Regions from separate parts of the Homo sapiens genome. Here region 2 is linked to region 1. Evidence: read pairs that join two places in POLR2A ChIA-PET (ENCODE). Cell type or tissue: CD4-positive, alpha-beta T cell. All regions are shown on one strand. Links, peaks and the distances in the headings refer to the core of each region. The heading gives the core; the rest is flanking DNA.

What was found. Peaks named below come from ENCODE experiments on the same cell type or tissue, not always from the same donor. Only the 100,000 strongest peaks of a DNase experiment are listed, where the experiment ranks them.
Region 2: POLR2A ChIA-PET joins it to region 1 with 11 read pairs; 1 of 35 experiments calls an interaction of 5 or more read pairs at or near these places.

Annotation. Positions count from the first base shown.
Region 1 is chr5:54,939,948-54,948,247 of GRCh38, reverse strand. No RefSeq gene overlaps it. Among named protein-coding and RNA genes, the nearest start is that of ESM1, 41 kb to the left of the region's middle. In CD4-positive, alpha-beta T cell, for the core only: CTCF peaks have their summits at 3,568 and 3,773 (motif pointing left); a DNase peak (open chromatin) is centred at 3,797.
Region 2 is chr5:55,058,772-55,067,071 of GRCh38, reverse strand. No RefSeq gene overlaps it. Among named protein-coding and RNA genes, the nearest start is that of GZMK, 39 kb to the right of the region's middle. In CD4-positive, alpha-beta T cell, for the core only: no CTCF peak of the experiment used is centred there; DNase peaks (open chromatin) are centred at 4,471 and 4,841; H3K4me3 peaks cover 852 bases.

The sequences.
Region 1 (8,300 bases), core at 1,118-6,117:
TGTGAATAGTGCTGCAGTGAACATACACATGTGTCATTATGATAGAATGATTTATATTCCTCTGGGTATATACCCAGTAATGGGATTGCCGGGTCAAATGCTATTTCTGTATTTAGCTCTTTGAGGAATTGCTATATTGCTTTCCACAATGATTGAACTAATTTACACTCCCACCAACAGTGTATAAGTGTTCACTTTTCTCCTCAACCTTGCCAGCATCTGTTATTTTTGGACTTTCTAGTAATAGCCATTCTAACTGGTGTGAGATGGCATCTCATTGTGGTTTTGATTTGCATTTCTCTAATGATTGATCTTAAGCTTTTTTTTCATATGCTTTTTTGCCACATGTATATCTTCTTTAGAAAAGTGTCTGTTCATGTCCTTTGCCTACTTTTAAGGGGGTCTTTTTTTCTTGCAAATTTGTTTAAGTTCCTTATAGATGCCAGATATTGAGCTTTGTCAGATGCATAGTTTGCAAAATTTTTCTCCCATTCTGTAGGTTGTCTGTTTACTCTGTTGATAGTTTACTTTGCTGTGCAGAAGCTCTTAAGTTTAATCAGATCCCATTTGTCAATTCGTGCTTCTGTTGCAATTGCTTTGGGCATCTTTGTTATGAAATCTTTGCCCATTCCTCAAGCATGTCTTTGTATTTATATCAAGTACGTCTAGTAGTTTTGTTGTAATAACTTGACAACTCATATTTAATTCTTTTTTCTAGCAGTTCAGGCCTATTTAAAAATATCTTCAACTTCTGAGATAAAACAATGAAAGATGGCATTATCTAAGTAGGAATTGAAACTCCATCCACTAAAATAAGAGGGCAGGGGAGAGAGAGAGAGATAGAGAGAGAGAAAATGAGAGAGAGGAGAGAGAGAGAATAAGAGAGAGGAGAGAGAGAGAATCCAAGAGAGAAATTATCATATCTATTTTTAATTTTTTCTGTATTAAATATTTTAACTTAGTTTTCATCATCTTCATTAAAGATGGCATAGAGACAAAAAATATCACTGTCTGCTTTATTTTAGAGTCCACCTCTGTTTTCTATCTCCTACTCATTAGATTCATGCATGACAGGTCTTTCTGTAAAGCACCAATGGAGGTTAACATAAAGAAAGGCAAAATGACTGAAAAGTCATAGGGATTTTGGAAAAGGTTAGAACAGCCTGGCTAAGCACAGAGTCCCTCAACCCCTAAGTGGTTTGAAAAGCAAAACTTGGATGTTTCTTTCAGGCTTGATACAAGGCTTTTTCCTTCATAAATTTCAGTTTTGTGTATATATTTAAAATTTCTCTAAAGAGAAGTGTCAGAAAAATTGAGAATATATGTTTCTGCCAAAACACGAAACTTAAGCAAAGATTTTGCAGTTAGGAAAAATTATTACCAAGTTTATTTCTGTAACTTTCTTATTCTGGAAGAGTGATAATTTGATTTAGGCCATTCAGATATAAATATGTTTTGATTTTACAAGTTGTGCATTTCCTACCAGGAAGCTAGAGATAAATTGTGTTTCTATGTATTAAGATATTATTGTCAGGCACCCTTATTTAAACAATTCACTTTGCAAATAGAAGGCCAAACAGAAGTCCAATGCACACTGATATCTTTTTCCCTGTAGATATCCATTACTTTCTGGACTTCAGCCATGACGTATATACCCATGGTTTGGAATGTTGACAATTTAGTAGGAAGTTCTGGTATTGTAACATCTCTGTTCAAAAAGCCTCCCTTGGCCCCATTGCTTCGAGCAGAGATTCTACTCCTCTGCCCTGTGTGCCATGGGATCCAGGCATGCCACAAATTGGTTACAGATGTGCTGAGATATTGATCCCCTCGGCATTTGGGGCAGCTCCAAGCTATGGTGCAGCCAAAGGCAAGCTCATCCATTCACCCCAGTGTACTATACAGACATGGTTATTTTCTATGTGTGCCATGACAAGGAAAAGGCCGAGAGGCCCTGGCTCTGGATATAAGGTCTAAAGTGTGCACAACATTCAATGCTGTTTCAATCTTGTCCATGCTCTTCTCTTCCAGCCCAACCTCTGGCACCTCTCCTCATACATAGCCCTTTTCAAACTTCCAGGTCTACCCCCACCTCCATTTCCTAAAACCCTTTACTTTGCCTCCCATGGTTTTACTCCTTCTGTTCATCCACTGTTTCAAGCCCTTCTTCCCCATCTGCACCACAGATATCTAAGGACTCTTTAAAAGATAGGGCTGATGCCCCCCACTGCATGAAACCATCAGAAACTCCCCAGCCTGAAACACTTTCTCCTTCCTCTGTGCTTCCATACAGGTTTGCTTGTTACCCTCTTAGGCTCTTGTCACATTCTGCTTCAAGTGATAGTTGTGTGCTTGTTTTTTCTCCCTGTTAGAGTGTAAATGGCTCAAGAGTAAAGACCATTGTGTTTATCATTTCTCCCCTCCTCGTGCTAGCTGGATCTTGCACATTCAATCAAGGCTTATTAAATTGAATTGACTATGCAAATGCAAGAAGGAGAAGAAAGTCATTTATATTTATTGTACCTCTACCACATGCCAAGCACCATGCTGGCACTCTAAATGGGACAATGTATGCAGTCTTCACTATATCCCTTTTGAGACAGACAATGTGCAGATGAAGAAATTGAGGAATAGTTAAGGTAATTACCTCCAAGAAATAAATTTCACGCTGGAAAAAAGGAACTGTAGAGCAGTGCCCTGTTCAGGTGTCTAAGAACTTGGCTCTGTGAACTTCAGCCTGACCATGTAAATCTCCCAACAGTGGGAGGGAGCAACAGGGGCTTGCTGGAAGCCTGGTCAGAGATTTTGCTGTGTGAACTGCCTTGCTGGTAGAGTCCTGGCAAGAGTTTCATTTCACGAACTGGAAAATAAATCATTCTTTCATCAACAGGGAGATCCTTTTCCTAGAACCAAATCTGAGGTGACTAGTACAAAAGGAACAGAAGAAAGTTATTTTTCTTTTTGCTTGGAAAAGAATATTTTAGTGAAGCTTGAGTGGAAAAACAGAACGAATGTCTATAAATGAGAAATGCTCTATTTGGATAAATGTTCCCTCTGTTCTTTCTTGCTACACTGTGATTTTATTTATCCTGTTATGTTTACATTTATTTATATTACTACTTATTTAACAGAGTTTTTTAAAAAAATAGACAATTTATGTCAATTATTCCTCAATAAAGCCAGAACAATGAAATAATGGCTGTTTGAAATAGCAAAAATAATAATACCTTATAGCATTTATAATATAAAAGAGGTACAAAATATAAAAACAGTAGCAAAAAGGAAGAAAAAGCTATAAATTTTTATAAAATTCTTAAGCCATAAAGGCAGCAATTTAGAGTAAACCGAAATAAGTAAGAATCATATTCAAATCTCTAGGATAACTACTAAAACATTTCAAAATATATAACTAAAGAGCTAGTAGAGAAGAAAAGATGAAAAAAAATTTAATTAATTTAAAGGGCGGCAAAAAGTCATGATGCTATGAAGGACTGAAACAGAACATTTTTCCTCCTAGTTCGAGCGATCCTCCTGCCTCAGCCTCCTGAGTAGCTGGCACCACAGGTGCATGCCACCATACCCACCACGCTCACCATGTTGAGCTCAAGCAATTCGCCTGCCTCATCCTCTCAGACTGTCAGGATTACAGGCATGAGCCCCCGTGCCCAGCTGAAACAGAACATTTCAACTCAGGTGCACAGACTTTTGAACAAAATACCCAGATTAGATGATTTAAGTAATTAGATTACATTAGTTTTAATAAAGAGCTTCAGTGTGCAATGTTCAGAGACCCCTACTGGCCAAGATTTGTATGGTCTCGATCAAGCATTTGTTGATGTTCAGTATTACTTTATACATCTCTAAGCTGAAAATTGCATCCTACGGTTGATGATGAGTTGACGAGTCCAGTTTTCCTTGGGCTTTCCATACATTGAGAAAATCAGTGATTCAATTTGTCCTTTTATGGGACTCCCAGGTGCTGTGGCTCTCAGAACCTCATGGTCAACAAAGAAAAGTAACTGAACTAGCGATAATAGCCACTTGCATTTGTGTTGTGCTCTGTGACTCACTTGGCGCTGTCACACCTATCACCCCATTAGGCCTTCACAAGCAAGGCCTTGTAGAGTAGGTATTCTTAGCAGCACCGTACATGTTGTAGGAGTGAGAAGCTGTTGCTCAGAAAGGTGAAGTAGCTTCCCCAAGGTCATATGACTCAAGGTAAGTGGCAGATCCAGGACTCAAAATTTGAACTGGAGAATTTTTCTGTTTTCTCTTTAGTGTATTTAAGGAGTCACCAGGCTAGAGGTAAGTCTGGGAGTGGGAATGAAGGTGATAAAATTTGAGAGACTGTAGAAGGACGGGGTTTGATGCCAAGGGTAAACATATCATAAAGGGAATTTTCAGACAACTGACTTCTATATTTACATGCTATAATATTCACCTAAACCTGTGCTTGTTTGACATTTTAAAGGAGGGAGGAAGAATGACATTATGACAAATACATTTGACAATTTGCATCAGGCAAATTGTCAGTCAGCCACGATGAGCACTATTCCTGCAGGATATACTGTTGCTTCACAATACCTTTTTATATTCTTGATTCATTTTCCAGGCTTACCAGCTCTACATACTTTATACACTTCTGAAGGGAATAAAACCTGAGGAGAGGAGGTGTTAGGTTTAAGGGGGCCACCTTATTGAAAGTAAACAATTTTCAAACATAAGAAAAGTTTAGCTGCAATTTCCGCCAGTAAATGTACTTCAAAAGGTATTAGCTTTCTACTTATTGCATGTTGAGTCTGCTTCTTAGAACAGGGCTGCCCAATAGAACTTTGTGTAATGATGAAGATGTTCAGTGATCTGTGCTGTCCCATATCATGGCCTCTAGCAAATTAATCAAATTAATTTGAATTTAAATAGCCACATGTGGCTGGTGGCTACCACCCAGGACAGCATAGTTTTAGAAAGTTGTTTGCTAATGTCAGTTTTCAGCTCACGTTTTATAGCATATTGATATAGAAGACAGGATTTAGAAAAACCACTACACTTTCTGGAATGTTTTTGAGGATAAGGATTCTCATTTCTCAATTAAAAGTAGACATTGAAAATCATGATGAATGTATATTTGAGTAATAATAAAGAGAGACGGAAAACTTAGGTACATTTAATATCTTTCCAAGTGTTGTGAAGTCTCAATTCAGTAATTAAGTACTACAATTTTCTACGTTAGTTGGCAAGAACACTTAGGCTCATGACAGTGTTAACTAACATAATTACTTCATAATTGAAAAGTCCAACCTTGGATTTCTGTACTTCAGAGCTTAGAAAAATCAATGATTTCTTATCGATCCATCTCTTATAATTTTTTTTCTATTTTACTACAGTCTCTTTTGAGACTGTGGAATTTCTTCTACAAAGTATAATGTGTATTTATTTACTAAGATAGCTATCTGAAGCATGTGGGAAAACTGAGAGAACGAATGAATGATAACCAATTGTCTGCTTATACAATTTCACAGTGTTTGGCCTTGCCAGAGGGGCCAGTCCCTGATGAAAACACATACGTGAGGTCCCCAGATGAGATCCCATGACTGTGATAATTGTCACATGCCTGTTTATTTTTCCCTTGAGAAACTGAATGCTTAAAAAAAAGATCACAACTAAACAAAAGCATATCAATAACAGGAAACTGTTGGTGAGAAATACCCTGACGTTCCTGTAAATTCACGTCACCAGATTCCCCAGGGACAAAGGTGCATGAACTGCATGGGTAAATAATTATGATTTAATACAGAGACCTTGCAATGCTGTTTATAGTAAAACAACAAAAAAGAATTGTTTCTGGAGGCGCAAATAAGCAAATAATAGAAACACATATCAATATAATCAGGAAGTGGTGATGTTATGTCTAGGTCAGCTACTGAAAACAATTTGTAATCTATCAAAGTATCTCCTTTGCAATTGCAAGCAGCAGGAGGTGGGACCTTAGGAGGAAGAGAATCCCCCATCCATAGGGTGATTAGAAATGGTAGAGGAAGGACCGGGTGCTCTGGCTCACGCCTCCAATCCCAGCACTTTGGCAGGCTGAGGCGGGCGGATCATCTGAGGTCAGGAGTTCAAGACCAGCCTGGCCAACATAGTGAAACCTGTCTCCACTAAAAAAATACAAAAATTAGCCAGGTGTGGTGGCACATGCCTGTAATCCCAGCTACTCAGGAGGCTGAGGCAGGAGAATCGCTTGAACCCAGGAGGCAAAGGTTGCAGTGAGCCAAGATCACGCCACTGCACTCCAGCCTGGGCAACAAGAGTAAAACTCCATCTCAAAAAAAAAAAAAAAAAAAAAAAGAAAGAAATGGTAGAGAAAATGGGATATTCATCCTGGGGAATTTCTGAAAAGGTTTCTGCATCATGACACCTGTCTGTTTGCAGGATTTTATTCCCAAGGATAATGAAAGGGAGATCAACAAGTTTCTCTTTCCTTCTTTAAGAGGATTTCCAATTAGAGGGCAATGTCAGCCTTGTGAATGTGTGCCTACGGGTATATGCATGTCCCAACTAAGAAAAGAAATGAGTGGCAGTGCTTCAACATATTTAAGGCCTTTTCCCCTCTTTAAAAAATTATAAATGATTTTTTTTGACAAAAATTGGAAAACCATATTTCTAATTTTCCCCAGAATTTACTTACTATAGAAAGCATTATGGCCTTTGTTAGGTAGCTGCATTTTATTGGGAATGGGGTTGGGGTGGGGGGTTTGGAGAAGGGAAACAGAGGGTAGCAGGGAAAGTTAACCAGAATTCTTACCTGAAATCTGCTTTTTTTTGAGGTGGTGGGATAAAACTCTGGAAGCCTCATTTTTGAGTTCTAGGCAGTTCTTAAAAATCTACCCATTTATGCAGCCAAAAGTGATCTCTGTTTGTCCTTACTGCTATTTCTCCAGTTCTTAAAAGATCCTGTGGTAGGAAGAATAATAGGTTCCCCAAATGTCCACATCCTAATCCCGGAAGCTGTGAATATGCTACTTTACATGACAAAGGGGACTTTGCAGATGTGATTAAATTAAGGACCTTGAGATCGTCCTAGATTACCTGGATGGGCCCAGTGTAATCATAAGGATCTTTATAAGAATCACAGAAGAAATAGGACAATGGAAGCAGAGAAAGAGATTTGAAGATGTTATGCTGCCAGCTTTGAAGATGGAGAAAGGGATCACGAGCCCAAGTCAGGTGGCCTCTAGAAGCTGGAAAAGGTACACCATTCTTCCCTAGAGCCTCCAGAAGGAAGACAGCATTACCACACCCTGATTTTAGCCTGGTAAGACCCATTTTGGACTTCTGACATCAGAACTATAAGATAATAAACTTGTGTTATTTTAAACCTCTAAGTTCATGATAATTTTTATAGCAGTGGTAGGAAACTAACACCAATCCAAAATACTCTTTTATGTTAAATGGCAGTGTTAGATCTGTCAAATTATTTCTCAATTTTATAGTCCTAATATTAGAATATTAGGCTACACATTAGAGTCATCTGGGGCGCTTACAAAATACCAACGCCAGAGCTCCAACCCCAGTGATTTAGATATAGTAGGTCTGGGGTGGAGACAGTGAACTGGTATGTAAAAAGCTGCCGCCTGGTGCAGTGGCTCATGCCTATAATCCCAGCACTTTGGGAGGCCAAGATGGGTGGATTGCTTGAGCCCAGAGCATCCTGGACAACATGGTGAAATCCTGTCTCCACAAAAAATACAAAAATTAGCCAGGCGTGGTGGCGTGTGCCTATAGTCCCAGCTACTTGGGAGGCTGAGGTGGGAGGATTGCTTGAGCCCGGGAGGTAGAGGTGGCAGTGAGCCAAGATTGCCCCACTGCACTCTAGTCTGGGTGACACAGTGAGACCCTGTCTCAAAATCAATCAATCAATCAATCAAATAAAATGAGATAAATAAAAATTTAAAAAGCTGCCAGATGATTCTAATGTTCAGCTAAGATTGAGAGGCCTCTTGTTAAGGGACTACCTCCTTTTTATATTCTCTTGGGTGTTCAAGTTCAGGGAACGTGACTTTGATCAATGTAAATAAAATTGATCATTTCACCTTTGCCAGGGAAGTAAAAATTGTAGTCTATTTTCTTTGATCTTTAACATTATGTTTGATTTTTGTCTCTATCTGAATACAGTATAATACATTTCCTGGGAGTAGATACCTGGGAGGCAAAGCCTCCTCAGCCTTCCTTTCCTCCATATTCTTTGGGTCTCAGTTTCTACTCAGATGCAGCTGAAAATGACTCCCCCAGCCAGCATCCCT
Region 2 (8,300 bases), core at 1,452-6,451, 120 kb before region 1:
TAATTAGTTAGGAAATTATAGAACAGATCTGTACTAACAGAGGCTGTGGGGATGGAAGGGAAGGAACAGATAAGAGGGGTTAAAATTAGTTTGTTCAGTGATAATGAGTTTCCACAAAGAGATGATAAGAGGAATTTGGGGGCAGGGCCAGGAAACAGTGGGCTGGATTGGAGTGTGGGGCTGGCAATGGGCTTCTCTACTTGTCTTGCCTCATGGTGCAGGAAGTAATTGGGAAGAAAAGTGAGGCCAAGGGAGACTTTTTTTTTTTTTTTTTTGAGATGGAGTCTCGCTCTGTCACCCAGGCTGGAGTGCAAAGGGAGGCTATTTTTAAGGTGAGAGGAATAACAGTGTATTTGATGTTAGAGGGACTGATTCTGTAGAAAGGGAAATTTGAGGTAGGTTTACAAAAAGGAAGAATTGGTGGTATAATGTTCAAATAAGTGAGGGGGATGGGTCCTGTGCAAAGTGGAGGAGCGGGTCCTGGATGGGAGCGCAGAGAGTCTGTCTACAGTTATAGATGGGAAGTGGAGTGTGCAAGTGCAGACATGGTAGGTGGGTGGATGTGGTGGAGGGAGTCTGTAAAAGTCCCATTCTGACTACTTCAATTTCCTCAGTGCATAGGGAGCCAGGTCATCAGCTCAAAGTGAGAATGCGGAGTGGATATTGCAGGTTTGTGGAGAGAGGAGAAAGTATGAAACAGTCATTTAGAAGAACAGGGAAAATGAAAGAACTAAGGAAATGTAATACTGATTGCCAGGAGGCATTCAAGACCCATTTAAGGTTCATGGTCATTAATTAAGATAAGGCCAAGGAGTTGTGTGATTTTTCTTAGATGCCTATGATGAGTTACAGGTGAAGAGTTTATTTTAACTAGGGTGGTAGTTTTCTAAGCAAACACAACCAAGTGATAAAAGGACCCTGGAATTGAAAGTGTAGGCACAGCAGTGATTGAAAATAAGTGATTATGTACAAAAATTAGCTGGGCGTGGTGGCAGGCGCCTGTAATCCCAGCTACTTGGGAGGCTGAGGCAGGAGAATCGCTTGAACCTGGAAGGTGGAGGTTGCCGTGAGCCAAGATTGCGCCACTGCACTCCAGCCTGGGTGACAGAACAAGGCTCCATCTCTAAATAAATAAATAAATAAAGAAGAAAATAAGTGATTATGGAATTCAAGCTTGGTGTGTGGGGGGAAGTTAAGACATGAAAAGACCAAGGAAGTGTGAAAAGGTGGTAGGGTCAAAGAATTGGAGTTCCTGCAGAGTTGAAGGATTTGCTCTACCTGGTACTGGAGAGACTACTGAAATGGAGATTCCGGAGATGCCCTTAGTGCTGATGACAGGTCTAGGGAATGACCACAGTGGGTGGAGGGGAGTAGGAGATAAGTGAAATAGTGTGAAGGACAAGCTATTGAGGTGAAGGAGAAGAGTTTAAGGAATTGAAAGGCCAGGTGCTGAAAGGATATTGAAATCACCAATTATTAAGACAAAAATAGTGATAGAAAAGGTAGCAATAAGCTAGGGTTTAAATTATCAAGAAATGAGAGGGTTCCTCAAAAAGCTAAGCATAGAATTACCATATGACCCAGCAATTTCACTCCTAGGAACATACTCAAAGAGACTGAAAGCCAGGACTAGAACAGACTCTTGTACAGCATTATTCTCAATAACCAAAAGGTGGATATAACCCAAATGTCCTTCAACAGATGAGTGGATAAACAATGGAATATTACCCAGTCATAGGAAAGGATGAAGATTTGATCCATGCTACAATGTGATAAACCTTGAAGACATTGTGCTAAGTGAAATAAGCCAGATCAAGGGACAAATATTGTATGATTCTAGTTACATAATATACCTAGAATAGGCAAATCCATGGACACAGAAAGTAGATTAGAAGCTATGAGGGGCTAGAGAGAGAGGGGAACGAGGAGTTGTTGTTTAATGATTACAGAGTTTCTGTTTAGGGTGATGAAAAAATTTTAGAAATACATAGTAGTGATGGTTGCATAACATTGTGAATATAATTAATGCCACTGAATTATACAATTAAAAATGGTTAAAATGGCAAAGTTCGCTACCTACATTTACAAAAATTTTTCAAATTAATAATGTAATATACCCGAAATCATTGAACTGTACATTTTAAATGGTAAATTCTATGGTATGGAAATTATATCTCAATAAAGTGGTTAATAAAAAAGAAATGAGGGGACTGTGCAAGTGATCATGAGAGGCGCAGAATAGTGAGAGGCAGTGAGTGGCCTCGTGGGATGACATGAGATGCAGACCTTCCATTGGGCTGGGGAGCAGGGGTGGGCAGAATGGTCTAGCAGCTTCATTACGTAGAAAACCCACCACATAGAAACCTCCAGTCCTAGACCACATCTAACTGACCAAATTGCAACCAGAAAGATTTGGTGGGAACCCCATAAAAGTCTGTTCTCATGACAAAGTTCATTCTAAGTCCACAGGTCAGAAAATCAAGCAAGTTGCAATTACCTTTCTCCCACCCACCCCACTTCAGGGAAATCCTGTTCCTACACATCCTTCACCAGATGCAGGGTGTAGGGCTGCCCCTGTCCTGCACCAAAAGAATCAGACTCAGATATGACTCTGATGTTAGAATTATCAGAAAGAAAATTTAAGTAGTAATGATTAATATATTAAAGTGTCCAGTGCAAAAGGGGGATAGCATGGATGAACATATAAGGGTATTGACAGAGAGATGGAGACCATAAAAAGGGACCAAATGGAAATGCTGGAGATGAAAAACACAGTGAAAGACTAATAACTTTGTTATTCTCAGTAGCAGACGTGACTGTGCTGAGGAAGTAGGGTACTTGAAGACAAGTCAGTAGAAATTGCCCCAACTGAAGCACAAAGGAAAAAAAGTGAAAACCAAGACAAAACAAAAATAAACTCAGAGCAGACTATCCAAGAGCTGTGGGACAATATCAAACTAACAGTGATGTAATTGGAATCCCAGTCAGAAAACAGGCAAGGAGACTGAAGAATATTTGAAGAGATGACGAATAGAGTGAACATTTTATCCACAGTGAAGGAATGAAAGGCTTTGCACTCTTTGTTAACCTGGGCCTACATTTGCAGTCTGATTCTTTGTTTCATTAATCTGATCTACTTGGACAAACTTACCTTTCTAATTCAAGTTTTAGAACATGATATATTCATTTATTCCATTTAAAATACATATGAAGTATCTAGTTACTTTCTGAATTGATTGTATGGTCTAAATGAGGACCAGACTAGCTAGTCTCTAGTGCTGCGGTCAGGGAAAAGAGTAGGACTTTAGAAAGAAGATAGCCATGGCTCTAAATTCTGGCCCTGCTGTTTAATGTCTATGTCATATCTGAGCACAGCAGTACCTAGTTTATGAGGCTGTTGAGAGGATTACGGTAAAGTAATTGTTCTGACTGTGAAATACTTGGTTTGGAGTGGTCCCAGGCCTTCCCACGTTTCCTTCCTGTTTTCCAGGTGATGATGAACTGGTTGTCAGGGTAGAGAGGTACTAAGGTAAAGTGTTGCATGGCACATAGTTGGCACTCAGCAAATGTCAGTGCACCTCCTATACCCTAACTAAACCTGGACTCACCCCCAAATCATAATTGTTGCCAGATGCATCCCCGAGGGCAAAGCTGATTTCCTCTTTGTTATGATTGACGTGGGGGATGGATGGAGCCAGAAGAGAGAAGGTCTCCAAGTGAGTCAGAGCCTGGATGGGCTATGCTGCCTGTCTCATTTCCCAGGAATTACAGACTTTGTCATCCTTCCTTCTAGCTTCTCTCAGCACCTAGAGACCCAGGGTTTTAGCCCAAAGCAACATATGAGGCAGTACCTGCCCCGTCAGAGGGGATAGTGCTCTCTTCTAATTTCTCTGCCCCCAAACAGCCACATGCCTGTTTGATTTTCTGTGAACACACATACAAAAGATTATAGTATAAGACATTTATAAATTGACCTTTCAAAAGTAGTTGAATTGGCAAAATTTGATAGTTAACTGGTGATAGGGGCTGACAGATATGGAAAGGTTTCTACATTATTCTCTGTACTTTTGGAGTCCTTGGTGGCTTACCTGTGCTGTCTATATTAATTGTACCTTTGACAGGAGAGTGACCTTATAATATATTAATATATTCTTGCCATTCATTTTAGAGAGATGATTAAACTTGACCAGTTCACCAAATATCCTGTATCAACATTCTGACAGGATTTGACTAATTACAGTGAATTACAATGTAAAAAGATATCCAGCCTAGAGTATTTTAAATGTTTATTCTGCATTTATTTGGACTTTTTGGAGTTATTTTATTGATAGTATATGGGACAGGTGAGTTTTTTTTTGGTCTGAGTGAACTTGAGAAGCATATAGGCATATTTGACTTTTTATAGTGTTTACAGAGAGCAATACAGCCACAGTGTTTGTGGTTATGTACTGAACCACTTGAAAGCACAGCTGTTGGGCAGAGTGGTAGCTCGCTAGCTGTTTGAGTTAGATACACCACATCTTACTATAATAAATAGTAAATATTTAGAGGCTAAAAACCATATCTTACATTATGGGAGAATAGAATAGAACTAATTATTGGGACTTCTGGGGGCTCTTGGCAATTTGGATTAGTTTTTGCTTTGTCCACCAGATCACTTCATTAAAAACGATGTAAGTACTTCTCAAGGAAGGTATTTAAGGGTAAGTGGATAATAAGAACTATTTATTTTCTTAATTGGCATCTAAAGAGGGATGCAGGGGAGTCCCAGGGTGCCCTGGGCGGCAGGATGGGATGCGGGGTGTGGTGGGATGTGGGTTGCGGTGTTGGGGAATGGAGCGGGTGAGAGCGTGTGCATATGCATGTGTGCAGGATGCTGACCGAATGTGAAAGTGAAGGCTCGATTCAGATGTCTTCAGCTAAAATAAAACATTTCAACTAAGCTGATAAAATCATGAATGAGGTATTCATGAGGAGATGTTAGTGTAGAAAAATCTCCAGAGTGGCACTTTTTAAAGAGTAAAGATGGAACAGTATTTATCATGTAGCTTGCCCAGCAGGTTTATGTTGGAGCTGGGATTAGGACCCAGGTAATTGGCACTTCTTGCCTGATGCCCCAAGACACTTCCCGATCAAGTTCATGGCATTGTACCAGGTATTAGGGGATGGTGGTACAATTCCAGTCTCTTGCCCTCTGGGAGATTATAGTCATGTAATATGCAGCTAGACCAGTGTTTTCTTTCTTTCTTTTTTTTTTTTGAGAGGAAACTTGCCCACCTCATTGAATCTTCTGTGGAAAACTAAAATATAAAATAGATGAAAGTCAGAGCTGCTCTGACTATGTGTGTATACATGTGGGGGTCCCAAGTCTTACCACCCCAGCCTCCTCCTCATAGCTCCTTCTCCTTCTTGGGTGATAGGGCTCTAGGGAACAGCTGGGAAGTTTGTGATCTATCCTCAGGCTCCTATGTTGGAAGGGACTGTGAGGCACAGGGATGGGAATGTGCAGAGAGAGGGCTCTGTGGGGCTTATTGCCTGCCTGGTGTTTCCACCGGGCAGGGGTTTGATGAAGATGACATGTCCTCCCAGTGCAGCATCTATTTCCTTCAGTGACGGGGGAGCAGGGGTATTAGAATAACTAATGGTGGCACAGCTTTTTTCCAGGCTTGTTGGACTTTTCTTGTAGAATTTCATTTATTTATTCATTGGTTTAATTATTTATTCATTAATTTGTGAGATATTTACTGAGTTCTTGTTCTGAGACAGATGCTGAACTAACATACTCTGGGGGAGGGGACCAATAGGCTAGCCTGAAAACTGCCTTCCTTGAGGGCTTCCTGAACAGATTTTGACAACCATTCTGAAGAGGGCAGGTGAACCAGCTCTCAACATAGACACCACTGGCCAACCCGTGTTGCCAACTCTTTCTGGACATTGAAGGCTCCTGGCTTTTCTTCACCAACATTAGAAACACACAACTGCAAGTGAACTGTATCTTGGCGGAAGAGCTCAGGTCAAACTGTTGTATTTTTGGATCGAATGCTGGCTTTATTCTAGCACGAGGAAGACTTTGGGTGTGAATGAATTTAGAGTAAGGATGGCAAGAACATCAGAGAGCCCCAAAATGTCTATTGCTATTTTCACAGGCTCTAGATGCTATTTCAAAAAGCTAAGTATGTACAGCATGGCAGATATTGAGGAAATTAATGTACATCTTTTTTGCTTAAAAAACTTCATGTTGTGGCCTGTAATAGTTCATTTGCTTATTTTTATTTTTAAATTTTTTGCAGGATTCTTTTTATTAAAGTAAGACTTATACAAATGGAATTTACCATTTTAACCATTTTTAAGTGTACAGTTTGATGGCATTAAGTCCATTTACATTGTTGGGCAACCGTTGCTACCAGCCATCTCCAGAGCTTTTTTCATCTTCCAAAATTGAAACTGTATACTCATTAAACAATAACTCTCCATTCCCCACTCTCTCAGCCCCTGGAAACTACCCTTCTTTCTGTCTCTGTAAATTTGACTACTCTAGGTACCTCATATAAGTAGAATTATACAGACAGTATTTGTTCTTTTGAGACTGGCTTATTTCACTTAGCATAATATCCTCAAGGCTCACCTATGTAATAGAATATGCCATATTTCCTTTTTATGGCTGAATAATATTCCATTATATGTACAGACCACACTTTATCCATTCATGCATTGATAGACATTTGGGTTGCTTCCATCTTTTGTTTACTGTGCATAAAGCTACTCTTAGCAGGGGAATATGAATATTTATCTGTTTAAGTCCCTGCTTTTAATTCTCTTGAGTATATACCCAGGAGGGGAATTGCTGGATCATATGCTAATTCAATTTAAATTTTTTTGCTGAACTACCATACTGTTTTCCACAGTGGCTGCACAATTTACATTCCCACTCAACAGTGGGCAAGGGTTCTGATCTGTCTACATCTTCCCCAATACTTGTCACTTTCTTTCTTTTAATTATAGTCATCTTAATGAGTGTAGAGTGAATGAACAACTTTTGAACAAAAACAATGCATTCATCTTTCTACAATGTTAATTATAAAACAATTTAATACAACTCTTAGGTACCTATTCTAAGTTTCACATGAGTGTTATACTAACTGACTTCTTTCTAAAACTTGGACAATTAAAGTCTGTTCTCAAAGCAAATAGAAAAATGGTAGTATAGTAATATGATGAAATATTATACAGTTATTTCACCTGATTCTCTTGTGCCATGACCACACAACCTCAGGACTTCCCATTCATATGCTTGCTATCCAGTCACTTCCAACTGTAAGCACCTGCAAATCTTTGCCAATGAGCTTTCTCTGAGTGTCAAAGCCCTCTGAGCCCCTTCGCAGAGCAGCCTTAAAATGCTGAGGATTAAAACCCCCTGGAAGCATCTCTCAGCCATTTGCCGATGGGAGTTAGTGAATAAATACCCCAGCTGCTTCACCCCTTGGTTGGGTTAACTCTAGGGTGTGTTCCACACTGTCTCCCGGGGTCCCCAGTGGGGATTGAGCCCTGGTGACTCACAGTGGTAACTTGCCCAATAACATATCCTTCACTGGTTTCCTCATTTTTCCCAGTTTTCTGCAAGTATTTCTTGGGATTACCTCCTAAAAGAACTATTTGTACTCACATCCATGTCTCAGCACCTGCTTTTTGGAGGGACCCAACCCAAGACAGTTGTTATGATGATGACCATGTGGACTTTTTTGTTACATGGTAAAGAGTTTATAAAAGAATGCTAAATTTAAAAAAGACTACATCTAGATTAAAATTACGTTTATGTGAAAATAAGCTTCAGAACTGACTATACATTTATGTAAACTGGTTTTATTTTCAATGGAGGCATTTTATGTGTGTTTTCCTGGTGAAGTTATTTACGTATTATAACAGAAATGAGTTTCCTTGAGCATTTCAAGGCTTTGATCATCGTTGTATATACATTTGAAAATGTCATGTCTCTGTTATCCTTAGAGTACAACCCATGTCCTTCCCAGATGGTTCAAGTTACATGGCATGTTTCTGGTTCATACAGTGCCTTACTGTGGAAAGATGGCTTCCTGCTCGCTCCTGGGTATATTATTATTTCCAGCTATGCTTAATTTTAAAAGGTAAATAGGGTTTAAAGTCCTACTCTCTTAGCTTTACAAATGTAGACAAATATTTATTTCCTTTTCCTTTTGTGCCAATAGATCTCATTTGCAATACTTCAGGAAATCTCACCCAATCAAATCTATGCCATTGTAACAGGAAATATTTTTAGTTTTCTT